2 separate regions of the Homo sapiens genome follow, and region 2 is linked to region 1. A link is a contact called in ENCODE Hi-C or POLR2A ChIA-PET data. All regions are on one chromosome and are shown on one strand. The core of a region is the stretch at or near the end of the contact, and the rest is flanking DNA. Distances in the headings are between cores, read along the strand shown.

Region 1 (7,240 bases), core at 1,569-4,068:
TTTATATGACACAGTAGCCTTCAGAAAAAAGCCCCAGTGTCTAGTGAGGGGTCCGTTCTCTGCTTTTTTTTTTTGAGACGGAGTCTTGCTCTGTCACCCAGGCTGGAGTGCAGTGGCGCGATCTCAGCTCACTGCAAGCTCTGCCTCCCGGGTTCACGCCATTCTCCTGCCTCAGCCTCCCAAGTAGCTGGGACTACAGGCGCCCACCACCATGCCTGGCTAATTTTTTGTATTTTTAGTAGAGATGGGGTTTCACCATGTTAGCCAGGATGGTCTTGATCTCCTGACCTCATGATCCTCCCACCTCGGCTTCCCAAAGTGCTGGGATTACAGGCGTGAGCCACTGCGCCCAGCCGATTCTCTGCCTTGAAGATGGTGCTTATTACAGTGTCCTCACCTGGCAAAAGTGGGGGATGAGCTCCTTCGAACCTCTTTTATACACTGATCCCATGGTGAGGACTTCACCCTCATGACCTAAACCCCTCCCAAAGGCCCTACTTTATAATAGTATCGCACTGAGGATTCAGTTCCAACATATGAATTTTGGGGGTACCGACATTCAGACCACAGTGGCCTTCTTGTTGCTGCCCCAGGATTCCTTTTCCTCTCCTCTCTGGGTCCACCCGTACACCTGGTCCCATTGGGCCTTGGAGGTCAGTCTTCCCCTACCTGGAGCCAAGGGGGGCCTCATCTTCCCCCAGACCTGCTCTTGCTCTGGCTCCCCTGTAGGCAGGGTGGGCCTACTTCCCCACCCATCTCCTGGGCTCATTCTTCACACATCACTGGGCTTATACTGGGGAACCTGCTTCCTTCCCAGGTTTCTAGCCTGCTCCACTCTGGTCTTCACTCCCTGCCTGAGACCACAGCACTGTGGCTGGCTCCCTACTCAGTCTTCGTCTCTACCATATTGGCATCTGCCCACCCTGGCTACAGGGTGCCCTCAGGGCTAAGTCAAGCCTCCAAAGGGCAGGGTCTGCTCTCCAACCTTCCCTTCAGGCTCAGAAAATTCTGGAAACCTCCACACCACTCACTTTGAAGGATCTCACCTCCACGTTTGCTGACACTGTCGGCTTCCTGGAATGCTTTTCTTAATCCCAAAGTCCTCCTCTGTTACACAGTAGGGGGGTCTCCTCCAGAAAGTCTTTCTAGGAGGAAGCCCACTCCCATTTGGAACCTCTGCCTCTGGAGGCCAATCCCGTTCTCTTGATCCTTGTCTGGGACCCTCAGTTATCTCTCTGGACTCAGCCAGGACAGCAATTCTCTTCCGTGTATTTTCCTCCTTTTACATTCCCCTTCCACCAATTTTTTTTTTTTTTTTTTTTTTTTTTTTTGAGACGGAGTCTCGCTCTGTCACCAGGCTGGAGTGCAGTGGCGCGTGATCTCGGCTCACTGCAACCTCTGCCTCCCGGGTTCAAGCGATTCTCCTGCCTCAGGCTCCCGAGTAGCTGGGACTACAGGTGCGCGCCACCACGACCGGCTAGTTTTTTTGTGTGTGTTTTGGTAGAGATGGGGTTTCACCATGTTGGCCAGGATGGTTTCCATCTCCTGACCTCGTGATCCGCCCGTCTCGGCCTCCCAAAGTGTTGGGATTACAGGCGCCAGCCACCAAGCCCGGCCCCACCTTTCTTTTTAACCATGAGCCATCTCCAGCCACATCCTCCCCCTACCACTCTCTCCACCCTTCACAGTCCCTCTCAAAACCACAGTGTGGGACACTCCAACCTTATCCCATCAGGAGGCTCTGTGGCTCCAAGCTCTGGGCGCAGCCATTACGGATACGCCTCGGAGGATGGGACCTGCTCGAAGGTGAGGTGGAGAACAATGAATGCCAAGACCCGCGCACGGACCTCTGGGACCAGGCTTTAAGACTGGGAATTAGATTTACTGCAAAATCTCAGTAAAGGAACGGGCACACAAACTAGCACCTGTTCACTCTGGCGGTGTTAAGCGATTCTCCCCGATATCCCGCAGGGGGCGCGCTACGGTCAGCGGCACCGACCGCGGAGGGAGCGGGGAAGGAGCAGGCCGCGGGAGGGAGGGAATGAGCGCGTGACGAAGGGAACAAGTGGAGGAGAGGAGGAAAGAAGGGAATCAAAGAGGGAGGGAGGCAATGGGAGAAGAGGAGAGGGAGGGAGGGAAAGAAGGGGGGAAATGAGACAGGGAGGGAAGGAATGAGAGAGGGAGGAGAGAACGAGAGTTAAGGAGGGAGGGAAAGGGAATGAGAGAGGGAGGGGATGAGAGGGGGAGACAGGGAGGGAGTGAATGAGTGAGGGAGGAAGGGAATGGTGGGTAAGATAGGAAGGGAAGGAATGAGAGAGTGAAGGAGGGAGGGAATGAGAGGGGGGGAGTAAGAGAGGAGAGAAGAGAGTGAAGAAGGGAATGAGGAAAGGAGAGGGAGGATATGAGCGGGGAGGGAGATAGTGAGGAAGGGCAGGAGGAAGTGAGTCGAGGAATGAGGGTAGGACCGAGGCAAGGAAAGAGTCAATGGATTCAGACGGGGCGACTCTCGGCAAATTCGCTCATTCGTTGGTTCGGCCCCGCCAAGTGCCAGGTGCCGCGCTAGTGCGGGGACTCACTGAGCCTTGGCGATCGCTGCTGTCCTCCGCAGAGCGCCGGAGTGGAGCCGCCCCCTGTCTCCCCGCCCCAGGGCCGCCCCCGCGCTGCTACCCGGCCAGGCCGGGAACCCCCGGGCCTACGTCTGGCCCGCCCGGCGCCTGCGCGGCGCACCCACGTGACGGCCCAGGCCCCCGCCCCGCCGGCTCCTCTCGCCCAGCCTCCCGCCTCGCGCCTCCCGCCTCCCGCCTCCCGCCTCCCTCCAGCTGCGAGTGCGGCCTCGGCTGGCGGCGGCACCAGGTCAGCTGCGAGGCGTGAGCCGAACGGGCCGGGCGGCAGCGAACGCGGGGGTCGGGCGGCAAGCAGGCATCGCTGGGCCGGGGACAAGCTAGCGGCGCGGAGTCCGAGGGGCGCGGGGGCGGGCGCGGGCCGGAGGCTCGGGGGCGGCGACCTGAGGAGAGCCCGCGGCCTGACGTGGCGGGGACGCGGCCGGCGGGATCCCCGGGCGCGGGCGCGTAGGGGCCGGGATCTGGCGCTCGGCCAGGGGCCAGGGTGCGAGGCCTCCTCAGCGCGGCTGCTGGCGCGCCGGCCTCCTGGCACCCGGGCGGGCCCTGTTGCCTGCGGCAGGTCCGAATGCGGCCTTCCTGGCCGCGACCCTCCGCGCTGGAGCGGGCGGCCTTGCAACAGGCGGGCGATTTGGGGCCGGCCTGACGAGCCTCAGTTCCCTCGATCGGGCCCGGGGACTGCAGCCGTAGGAGCCCAGCCTTGCCAGCTCTCCCGGTTTCCTGAGAGGAGCCGGAGATCGCGCTGTCAGTGCAAAATCACCAGAGCGCGAAGCGTCGGCTGCCAGTTCTGACCATTTTAGATCCGGTGCGGGCCGAGCCGAGTGGATCTGGGGCGGGCAGCGGGGCACCGCCACCTTCCGCCTGGGCTCCTCACTGGGCGCCCTCGCTCCGGCCCTCCGCGGGGCCGAGTGCCTCCAAGACGGCTCCCTGGGAGATTCTTCCAGAGCGCACCCTTTGGAAGGCTGCCCCGCTGGGAATCAGCACCCACTCCCTCTCCTCTACCGCAGCCGCCCCCTTTGCCTTTGTGGCCGACCTTGCTTCATGCTGCCAAGGATTGAGTTTCTTTGAGGGGATACTGCTCGTTCGGGGGCCCTACAGAAGGCTGAGGGTATCTACTCAGTAAAATCGTACCGAACTGAAAGTTCCTCTGAAATGATTTTGACTCTGCCATCCATCACTTCATAAAAATTCATCTTGTATCCTTCAGTTTGTAGCTATGTGGCACATTAAGCTTCCTTTCTTCTCCCCACTGAAACTTCGAACAGTACAAAACGGGGAACTTGGCTTGTGATGACTAAAATTGGGGATATGAGACTGGGGGCGGGCGCGGTGGCTCATGCCTGTAATCCCAGCACTTTGGGAGGCCAAGGCTGGCAGATCACCTGAGGTCAGGAGAGACTAGCCTGGCCAACATGGTGAAACCCCGTCTCTACTAAAAATACAAAAATTAGCTGGGTGTGGTGACACGTGCTTGTAATCCCAGCTACTCGGGAGGCTGAGGTAGGAGAATCGCTTGAACCCAGGAGATGAAGGCTGCAGTGAGCCAAGACCCTACCACTGCACTCTAGCCTACACCATATAGTGAAACCTCTTCTCTACAAAGAAAATTTGAAAAATTAGCCGGGCGCAGTGGTGAGCTCCTGTTGTTCCAGCTTCTGAGGAAGCTGAGGTGGGAGGATCACTTGAACCTGGGAGCTTGAGACTGCAGTGAACCCCAAGCTGTCTCACCCCAGATAGCCAGGACTACAGGTGTACACCACCATGCCTAGTTAATTTTTAAATTTTTTGTAGAGAAAGGGTCGCGCTATATTGCCCAAGGTGGTCTTGAACTCCACCTACCTGGACCTCCCAAGGCACTGGGATTACAGGCATGAGCCACCATGCCCAGCCTACTTTGCACTTTTTTTTTTGGGGGGGGGGCAAAGTCTGGCTCTGTCGCCCAGGCTGGAGTGCAATGGCACAATCTTGGCTCACTGCAACCTCCACCTCCTGGGTTCAATCGATTCTCCTGCCTCAGCTTCCCCCTTCCTCAGCCTTCCCAGTAGCTGGGATAACAGGCATGCGCCACCACGCCCCACTAATTTTTGTATTTTTAGTAGAGATGGGGCTTCCTCATGTTGGCCAGGCTGGTCTTGAACTCCTGACCTCAGGTGATCCTCCCACGTTGGCCTCCCAAAGTGCTGGGATTACAGGCATGAGCCACTGTGCCCAGCCTACTTTGCACATTGTTTTTTTGTTTGTTTTTTTGTTTTTGAGACGGAGTCTCGCACTGTCATGCAGGCTGGAATGCAGTGGCGTGATTCTCCTGCCTCAGCCTCCCAAGTAGCTGGGATTATAGGCACCTACCACCATGCCCGGCTAATTTTTTTGTATTTTTAGTAGAGATGGGGTTTCACTATGTTGGCCAGGCTGGTCTTGAACTCCTGACCTCGTGATTCATCCGCCTCAGCCTCCCGAAGTGTTGGGATTACAGGCGTGAGCCACTGCGCCCGGCCACTTTGCGCATTTTGACTGTTGCCTAATGTTCTGTCAGATCACTGTGCCATGACATCTGTTCTCCTGAGGGTGGACGTTTTGGTGATTTAAAACCGTATAGATGTGGTTTTAAATGTTTTAAATGTTGCACCCTGTGCTGTGCTCCTTCCCAGCAGAGAATTGATTCATTTTTCAGCATATCCCCCTTAGCCCCTAGCTAAGTTTCTTAAATTGGACTTGGTAAATGTGCTTTGCCTGCCCATGGAAGATGTCTTTCTGTTTTACCGTACTTGTTTTTGCAGTATGGGTTTAGGGAGTAGCTGCCATTTATCCCTTCCCAAGAGAGCAGAGGCACTACTATGCTCACGGAAGGTGAGGATCCACCTGGGGGCTTGATGTCTATTGGGGTAGTTGTGGAGGTCACCCTCAGAGAAGGAGGCCCTCTTGACTCTGCGGTGGTCATGGTGGTGATGAGAAAGCTGAGGCGTGGGTATATGAGACAAGTGCCCAGAGTCTGTCATTAGCAAGTGGTACAGCCAGCCATGGGGGCTTTTGAGATGTTTGTGAGATAAAACCTCACCCCTCAAGAAGCCGGAATCTCCTTGTCGTGGGTAAATAGGCAGGTTTGGGCCGGGCGCGGTGGCTCATGCCTGTAATCCCAGCACTTTGGGAGGTCAAGGCAGATGGATCACCTGAGGTCAGGAATGCGAGACCAGCCTGACCAACATGGTGAAACCCCATTTCTGCTAAAAATGCAAGAAAATTAGCTGGGTGTGGTGGTGCACGCCTGTAATCCCAGCTACTGGGGAGGCTGAGGCAGGAGAATCACTTGAACCTGAGAGGCAGAGGTTGCAGTGAGCCAAGATCACACCACTGCACTCTAGCCTGGGTGACAGAGCGAGACTCCGTCTAAAAAAAAAAAAAAGGGCAGGTTTGAATGGTGGGGCATATTTGTCATGTTCTCTGTACAATGATAGAGGGAGAAGTAATCGAGCTAGACCTTGACCAATATGGGACTATGAGAGACAGAATGGCCTAGATGGGTGACTAAAGGTGTTCAGGGGATGACAGGTATCCCTTTTGGACTAAGGACTGCTGATGGGGCTGAGTAGGTAAGGCTTGAAGGAGAGCAGCCTGGGGAGGATGAGACAAGAGGTAGGGAAACTGGTAGGGGCATCACTGCTGTGGTCTGACCCAGAGTGGTGGCCCTGGAGGAGTGGAGGGTGGCTGTCTGAGATGGAGGAGAGGTGAAGGAATCAGAACTAGTAGGTTCATAGGGCACATGGGTTAGAAAGGAAAAATATTAAAACAGTGAGGTTTCCAAGATGGAAATGGTAGCTTTGATAGTAAAATTAGACAAGTTGGAGGGCTACTAGCTAGATTAGGCACTGAGCTGTAGGTGAAACTGGGAATGTGAACCACTGGGAAAGAAGGATGGGCTCGAGCAGGGTGTGTGGGATGAAAGAGAGAGGTCAGAAAAGGGAGAATTATCATAGAGCAGAGTTTCCAGGCAAGAGAATCCTAAGTGAGAGGTGGTCATGGGGTATACACCTTGGCTGTGGCCATCTCTGGGGCCTTGGTGAGAAAGATGAGCCAGCCCAGGAGGGGGAAAGGAATGGGTGGGTGGCTGGATAGAGGTCCCAGGTCCTGGAGGCAGACTCAGGGGCAGGCACAGATAACTGAGTGTGTTTGATGGGAAGCAGTAGAGCATCCAGGGGATGGGGTTGGGGGTGGCCCTGAGCCTCAGTAGTGAAGAGAGAGACCTCTTCTTTTTGGCAAGTTTTATATCAGCATATATTTTTCATTTTTTCTTTTAAAGATATATAATCATGTGCCACACAGTGATGTTTCCGTCAATGACAGACCAGACCACATGAAGGATGGTGGTCCCATATTTTTACTGTACCTTGTCTGTGTTTAGATACACAAATTCCATTGTGTTACAGTTGCCTATAGTATTCAGTACTGTGATATTGTGAAATATATATTTGGTCTTGTCTCATTTCTTGGCATACAACTTCTAAAATCTTTGGACTTTCCAGAGTGATGCCTTTTTGTATGCTGGCCAGCAGCCCCTAGGTAGCTTCAGGATGGGGGCTGGTGACAGGAAAGGCCAAGGCAGGCATAAGAGGGTTGGGACTTTCAGC
Region 2 (7,240 bases), core at 3,399-5,898, 250 kb before region 1:
ATTGACAGACTGAGGAGTCACCACATATTGGACAGGAGTAGGAGACACAGATTAAATGCCACCTGGTGTCCTGGGTTGGATGCTGGAACAGAAGCGGGGCATGTGTGGGAGACCTGGGAAATCCAGACGAAGTCTGAAGTTTAGGTAATAGGATTATATCAATATCTGACTCAGTTTTGACACATCAGCCTGGTTACTGCAGATGTTAAAATCCAGGGAAGCTAGGTGAAGGGTATATGGGAGCTCTGTGCTGTCTTTGCCACTCTCTGTAAGTCTAAAATCATTTCAAAAGAAAATGATTGAAAGTTGCTAGGATTCTCTCTCTGTTGCTGCACCTTATCCATGGAAACCTTCTCGTTTCAGGGATGATGCAGTGTGTGATTGCAGTCGCGGACAAAGTATTCGATGCCTTCCTGAACATGATGGCGGATAAAGTAAGCCTCTCCAGCATGAATGCGTGTCTGTCTGCTGGAGGCATCTGGGGCACTGCGGTACCTGTTTCTTTTGCATCTCTAGGCCAAGACCAAGGAGAACGAGGAGGAGCTGGAGCGGCACGCTCAGTTCCTGTTGGTGAACTTCAACCACATCCACAAGAGGATAAGGAGGGTGGCAGACAAGTATCTATCTGGTCTGGTGGATAAGTAAGCTCATTTTCCTGCTAATGTTTTGTGTGTATGTATATAAACTTCTGTGATTTCAAATGCTGGGAAAAATCATCCTTATATTATTAATCTAGGAAAAAATGGAGTCAGAATGAAAACTCCTAAGGGTGATGCAGCCTCCCTCCAATGTCTGTGAGTTTCCTGCAGAGTCTGAATTTTGGTGCAGAAACTTCTGTTCATTCTGAGCTATCGATGTTACTTACAGCACATTTGCTGGGTGCCACATCCCTGTGTCTCTCAGTCCCACCCACTCTGGCATGACCTGGTGCACCATCTTCTAGCCCAGGGCCCAGCCAGAGGTCCCCTGGTAGGATCAGTATCTTTGGGCTTCTCAGGAACAAAAGCCCACACAGACCCTTCTGTGCTGTATACTCTTTGTTCTGGGAGCCAAAACAGACCCTGTTGGGACATGTCCCCACACTGATGAGAACTCTCACAGGTGGGCTGGACCAGCTTCTCCAAGGTGAGAAGGCCAGAGGCAGCAAAACACCCACATGGAGGCTGCCTGCAGCTCCCCAGAGGTATCCAGTGGTTCTGGAGCCTGTTGCAGATACTGTGTGCCTGGTCCAGGCAGCAGCGCCACCACAGGTGGTCAGGAGCCAGCCAGGGGTCACGAGAACGAGTCCAGCACACACGTGGCGTGTGTCTGAGCTGGGCTTCCTGAGCAGTGGGCCACTGGTGGGTCACAGCTGTGCAGAGACACCTCTCCTTCAGCCCTGGGGCCATCGGAGCCCATGGCCTGTCTTACCCCAGGGTGTCAGGTAGATACTGTTGTTTTCTCCATTATGTGAGAAATAATGGAGAACCCTGGTCAGAAACTAAGAGGATTGCTTTGGAAAGTGAGGGGTGTCCTGGCCAGTGCATAACCAAGGCAGTTGGTGTCAGGTTTGTCTGGCCCTAAGAAGTGGGGCTGGCAGGGGCCTGGGGAGCCTTTCTGACCAGGCGTTGCTCACCTTACTGCAATGAGCCTGAGGAGGCCAGGCATCCTGCTGCAAGGGCCTCCCGACCTCCTCCTTCAGCTGGCCTGAAGCAGATATGGGCTCGGGCTGGCAGCTGAGGGGGCTCCTAGAAGCAGACCTTCCTTGGAGGTTTGGCTCTTGGTCCTGAGAGCTGGCTCTTGGTGCAGGTTTCCCCACTTGCTCTGGAGCGGGACTGTGCTGAAGACCATGCTGGACATCCTGCAGACCCTGTCACTGTCACTGAGCGCTGTGAGTGTCCCCAGGAGACCTAGGGCCCAAACACCACCCGCTCTACCACCACCCCGCCGGCCCTGTCCGCCCTGTGTTGTGGCATGCTTCTCTGACAATAAGCCTGAACATAATTAATGCTACAGGTGTCGAGTTGGGGGTGAGGGGGCCCAAATCCACCTGGTGTTTTGCAATAAGTTGCATCAAGTATGGAGGCCTGTCACAGACAGACAGGTGGTGGGTAGGGGTGGCCCATGTGGTTGCTAGTGGCAACTTGGGGAAGGCAGTTTGGAAGAGGGAGTCTTGCTGTGCTTGCAGGATATTCACAAGGATCAGCCTTACTATGACATCCCCGACGCCCCCTACCGGATCACGGTTCCTGACACGTACGAAGCCCGTGAGGTAGGCCCGACACGATCCCCTGCACTAAGGGCCATCTTTACCACAATTCCCTGAGTATTTCCACGAGATGGTCAACCTGCATGAGCTCACCCAGTCCCCAGCAATTTGAGGTGTGGGTGGTGCTGGCCCCATCCCCCAGTGAGGAGACCAAGCCATTGCCAGGCTCCACCGAGTGCAAGGGGAGCTGGCTGCCCCCAGGTCGCTCTGTCTTCCAAGCCCAGCTCCCCCACCTCAGCCATGTTGACTCAGCTGTGTTCTCGGTTTAGCTGCCAAAGAGGTCTTCAGCTACCAGCCAGTTTATAGCCTCTCGAGTCTGCGTCGCACAAGCATGATTTTCAGGTGGACTTCACTTCTCTGAGGTGCACTGACATTTTGTTATTGTGGTAATAGGGGATCATGCCTTTGACTTGTGCTATCCAATGGGGAAACTGGCAGAATAAATCACTCCAAAAGAGGAGGATGTACTGGGTCTCTCCTCTCCCCAACTCGGTCTCAGAGCCCTCACTGTGGCAAGACTGCAACTCAGCTCACAGCTCCTTCAGCCTGGGCTGAGTCATGTCCTACCTCTGGACCTCTGCCAGACCAGCTGTCAATGGGGAGTTTCCCACAGAGTGGTGTGGCACCGAAGAGGATTTTGCCACGCAGAGCCTGCCCTTCCATCCAGTCCCAGACCCAGGACACAAGTTGCACAGTGTCCCTGTGACATGTTATTCTTGTAGATTCTGCCACAAACCTTGTGCAGGAATTACATACAGATCATAGTGTGTGTGGGCTTCCTGGCCCCAGGGGCCTTGAGGTTCAAACTTAGTGGCTGTGCTAGTCTCTTGGGCTTCTGTAGCAAAAGACAATAGACTGGGCAGCTTGAAAGGTCTTGACAGACATTGATTGTCTTACAGTTCTGAGGGCCGAAGTGTAAAATCAAAGTGTTGGCAGAGCTGGTTTCTGTGGAGACCTCTCTCCTTGGCTTGTGAATGGCAGCCTTCTCCCTGTGTCTTTACGTGTTCTTCCCTCTGTGCACACCCTCCTCCCTGCCCCAGTATTTCTGTGTGTCCAGATTTCCTCTGCACACACGTAAGGAAGGATACTGGCCAGATTGGATCAGGACCTACCCTATCAGCCTTTTAATTGAATCACCTCTTTAAAGCCCTATCTCCAAATGAGTTCCACTCTGAGGTACTGGTACCAGTTAAGGCGCAGCATAGGGATTTGGGGAGACATAGTTCAGCCCATGACAGTCACTACGGCAGCTCAGATGAACTGACCTCGGGTTGTTGAGAAGCAGCTTCACCCTCTTCCAGAGCATTGTGAAGGACTTCGCTGCACGCTGTGGGATGATCCTCCAGGAGGCCATGAAGTGGGCACCTACCGTCACCAAGTCCCACCTGCAGGTACTTGAAACCATCAAAAGGCAATTGCCATAAGCTCCTTCAAACTCCCAAAAAAGCTTTACAGAGACATGAAGAACTCAAAATCCAAATAGCACTAGTGTGAATGGAGACTGGAAGCATCAGTCTAGGGCCTGAGAATAATAGATGCCTCAGAGGCTGCTCTGTGTGTTAGGAGCGCCTGTGGGGCCAGTGCTGGCCAGGGCACAAGGAGGGCATCTGACGGCTCACACCAGGTGAGGTGCCAGGTCTGTGGCAAGACTTGGGGGCTGCTCACGAGAGGAAGGGCTTGTGTGGTGGATGTGGGAGGCTGCCAGATGGCAGCATCTCTAAGTGCCAAGTGCATTGCTGGCACCTGTGCCCAAAGGCAGGGGCCTGACCAAGGCTGGTGGAGCAGAGGCAGAGTTGGGGACTTGTGTCCCATTAAAGCTCCACATAAGCTGCACATGTAGGTGCATGGGAGTCTTTCAGACAAAAACACTGGTTTGGAAACTCAGATGGCCACGAAGTAAACCATGTAATGCCACAGGGTGTGAGAGGAAAGAATTGCCTTAAAAGGAATCAAAGATGAGAAAAATACCTCTGGAAGGAATCTGTGTTAGCAGAGAGTGGGTGTGCTGAGAGGAACTCTTGTGAGGTTTACCCTGGCAGCACTTTAAAGATGAAACAGGCTCAAAAGTGTTTCTGGTTGTGGAGTCCAGGAAGGATAGAGCAGCCAGCTCCAAGAGCCCTGAGAGCTGTGTGGAAACGCAGTGGCAAGAAACTATTTCCCTTTGTTCATTTACAGCAAAAGGGCCTCAGGTCCCAAGGCTGTCTGTCGTCTGAAGAGGGGAGGCCCCCTCTAATGCCTAGAAAGTTTAAGTGGACAAAAAAAGCAGCTGATAGAGCTTTTTACTTTCTCACGCAGGTCTGGCCTAAGAAGGAAATGGAAAATGAAAAGGCTTGAAGCGGTCTTGATTTTTCCACCAGGTGTCCCCTTGGCGTGCCCCAGGCCTGCCCTTTCACTTCCCCTGCAGTGTGCTTATTCCCCACCCTCCGTGCCCAGCCTCAGCCTTCCCCGAATCTGCCCTCTCCTCCACCCACCAGAGTAGTCTGGTTTTAATAGGGTATCTGGTCAGTGTACTTCCCTTTTAAACTTGATTATTAGTCACTCTTCATCGTCATAGTGTCCAAGGATGGGTTTCTGGAGCTCCAGGAGTCCCCCAAAACCATTGAGACAATTCTGCATGTATATACTCCTGTACATTTCTTCTTAAGGGAATTAGTTGGTTCACGCCTGTAAACAGGGCCTGCATCTGTTCCAGGCTTGCCCCCACCCTCGAGACCCTTGTCCTTGGTACTCCTGCAGGCTGAGCCCCCTGTGGTCCCCAGAGCAGGAGGCCTCCCTCACACCCCTGGGCTCTGCCAGGTATCCCATTGCCCAGCACCCTTCTCCCACTGGGTGGCCAGGTGGACACAGGTGTTGTTCTTCGTTCCTGCTGTCCAGTTCACCCACACCAGGCTGCTGGTATGCTGCAGTAGAGAACCGAGGCTCCACACCACACAGCCTGCCTGTTGACCGCAAGGCCAAGGCTTTGTAGCTTATTTGCCTGGTGGCTACCACAGCAGATGCTCAGCAAGGATGTGCTGAAAGAATAAATGGCCCTCTCCCATTGACGGTGCAACACCGCAGTGACTGCATGACAGCCGCTCGGGGAATTGGCCTTGTCCTCAGTCAAATGAGCAGTAGCTGGTCATAGAGGGGCTTTGACTTACTGACAGTCCCACAGCTAGTTAGGGAGGGGCAGACCCAGGACAGAAACCCAGTGTTTGGTCCATTTGCCCACACCTTAATTTATAAAGTTTTATTTTCCCCTTTAAATGAAATAGCAAGGCCAGGCACAGTGGCTCATGCCTGTAATCCTGACATTTTGGGATGCTGAGGCGGGAGGATCACTTGAGCCCAGGAATTCAAGCCAACCTGAGCAATATAGTGAGACACCATCTCTACAAAAAAAATTGCAAAATTAGCCAGGCATAGTGGCGTGCCCCTATAGTCCCAGCTACTTGGGAAGCTGAGGCGGGAGGATGGCTTGAGTCTAAGAGGTCGAGGCTGCAATGAGCCATGATCGTGCCACCACACTCCAGCCTGGGTGACAGAGCGAGACCCTGCCTCTAAAAAAATCAGATAAATAACTGAAACCCCATGTGTTTTTCCTATTTCAGGAATATCTGAACAAACATCAGAACTGGGTATCGGGACTGTCCCAGCACACGGGGCTGGCCATGGCCACTGAGAGCATCCTTCACTTTGCTGGCTACAACAAGCAGAACACAACTCTTGGGGTATGTGCGAGCCTTCTGAAGAGCAGTGACCCCTTAGACCATAGGAGCCACAGTGCAGGGGAAGGCTTAGAGCTCGGCTGTCGCTTTTCATGACGCACATGAGTACATGCAGGGTGCTGTGGATGTCTGTTGACAATGGTAGTGGTGCAAGCCGCACCTTGGCCCAAAGAAGAGGTGGCCATTGAAATGAGTGTTTCCTTATTGTGCTTTTTTTTTTTTAAATTTATGGATTTATGGGGATCAGTGCTTGATATGTCAGTGATCAGATTTTGATTTGAATGTCCCCATCTGAGAGGATGGAAACAGAGCTCCGCCTGACACGGGCAGCGCGATGCCACAGTTGCACTTATCTGGAGCGTATACTGGACTCCTGAACAGTTCTGTTTTCTGCAGGTGCTGAACCGCACATGAATGCCTTCAGCTTCTTGTTCTGCTAGAGATTAATCTAGAGGACAGAGGGTTCACACAGCAATACTTTCTGAGTTAAATTAGAGCTAAGAGTTAAAAAGGATTAAAGCAGGCAGTTCCACCTGGCCATGTGACTGGGGCTGGTCAGAGATTTTGTTGGTTAATGTGAATCTAGAGCCTGGCCATGTGTGCTTCCCAACTCTCTCCAAATGGAGCATGGGATGGGATATGTGGAGGTGCAGAGGCTGTGTACCCAGGAGGAAGGGTGACAGGCCTCCCTTGGGATACCGGCGGGAGAGAGGGGCCTGAGTGCCCTCTGGCTTTTGTGGGGCCTGAGGATGTGCCAGAGAATGCTGGTGTCTTCTCGCCTCATTTTGCTATCAGGGCACTCTCCTCGAGGTCACTGCACTATCTCTAAAGACACCAGTCTAGCAGACATGGTTGAGCTGGGTCCAGCCTGCACCTGCAGGGCCACCCGCCCTGGGCCTCCTACTCTGACGGGGCACCAGGTATCAGTGCCCTGACCTGGACGTCTCTGCCACTGGGTGGCCACAGAGGCCAGAGGCGGAACTCATAGACTGTAAGTGTTTATGATAGTCATAAGCCTTTTCCTTTTTGGGGGTGGTAGGAGCAAAGCTTTATTACATAAAATAGAATATGTGTTCTCATTTGTAAGCCTTTTCTAGACTCTAGCCAGCTGACTTGTGAAAGATCTGTTTTGCCTAAAATATTTTGTTCTTTTTCCCCAGAAAATTTGATGTAAGTTAGGTTTTCTCTAAGTTATTTTTTTTAATTTTTAAAAATTAATTCTGGGGCCAGGCACGGTGGCTCATGCCTGTAATCCCAGCACTTTGGGAGGCCAAGGCGGGCG

The links. Hi-C counts contacts between places; a loop is a spot of excess contacts on that map. ChIA-PET counts read pairs that join two places held with the same protein, here RNA polymerase II (POLR2A). Pooled maps may share reads with other maps.
Region 2: a loop to region 1 is called in a pooled map, with 4 times the contacts of the local background. The contact joins the enhancer-like site here to the promoter of KLHL22 in region 1. A Hi-C loop is called at or near these places in 1 of 168 maps with a recorded cell type or tissue (chondrocyte), 4 of 37 single-sample maps with no recorded cell type and 7 of 50 pooled maps. POLR2A ChIA-PET finds 5 or more read pairs at or near these places in 1 of 52 experiments (Caco-2).

The regions. Positions count from the first base shown.
Region 1 is chr22:20,491,373-20,498,612 of GRCh38, reverse strand. KLHL22 (kelch like family member 22) reads left to right here and starts at 2,818. Exons shown (of 7, transcript NM_032775.4): 1 at 2,818-2,853. LOC101928824 (a long non-coding RNA gene) reads right to left here and starts at 2,700. Exons shown (of 4, transcript XR_007068011.1): 1 at 1,926-2,700. RefSeq lists an enhancer at 1,652-2,304 and a silencer at 2,499-3,158.
Region 2 is chr22:20,746,304-20,753,543 of GRCh38, reverse strand. It overlaps PI4KA (phosphatidylinositol 4-kinase alpha), which reads left to right. Exons shown (of 55, transcript NM_058004.4): 24 at 364-434; 25 at 517-641; 26 at 1,789-1,870; 27 at 2,168-2,251; 28 at 3,550-3,639; 29 at 5,842-5,961. Among named protein-coding and RNA genes, the nearest start is that of SERPIND1, 24 kb to the left of the region's middle. RefSeq lists enhancers at 1,280-2,077, 3,099-3,218, 4,311-4,670, 4,741-4,920, 4,931-4,980. Within about 2 kb of position 4,648, at least 8 of the 41 ENCODE cell types and tissues checked have a DNase peak (open chromatin) inside an H3K27ac peak, as active enhancers do.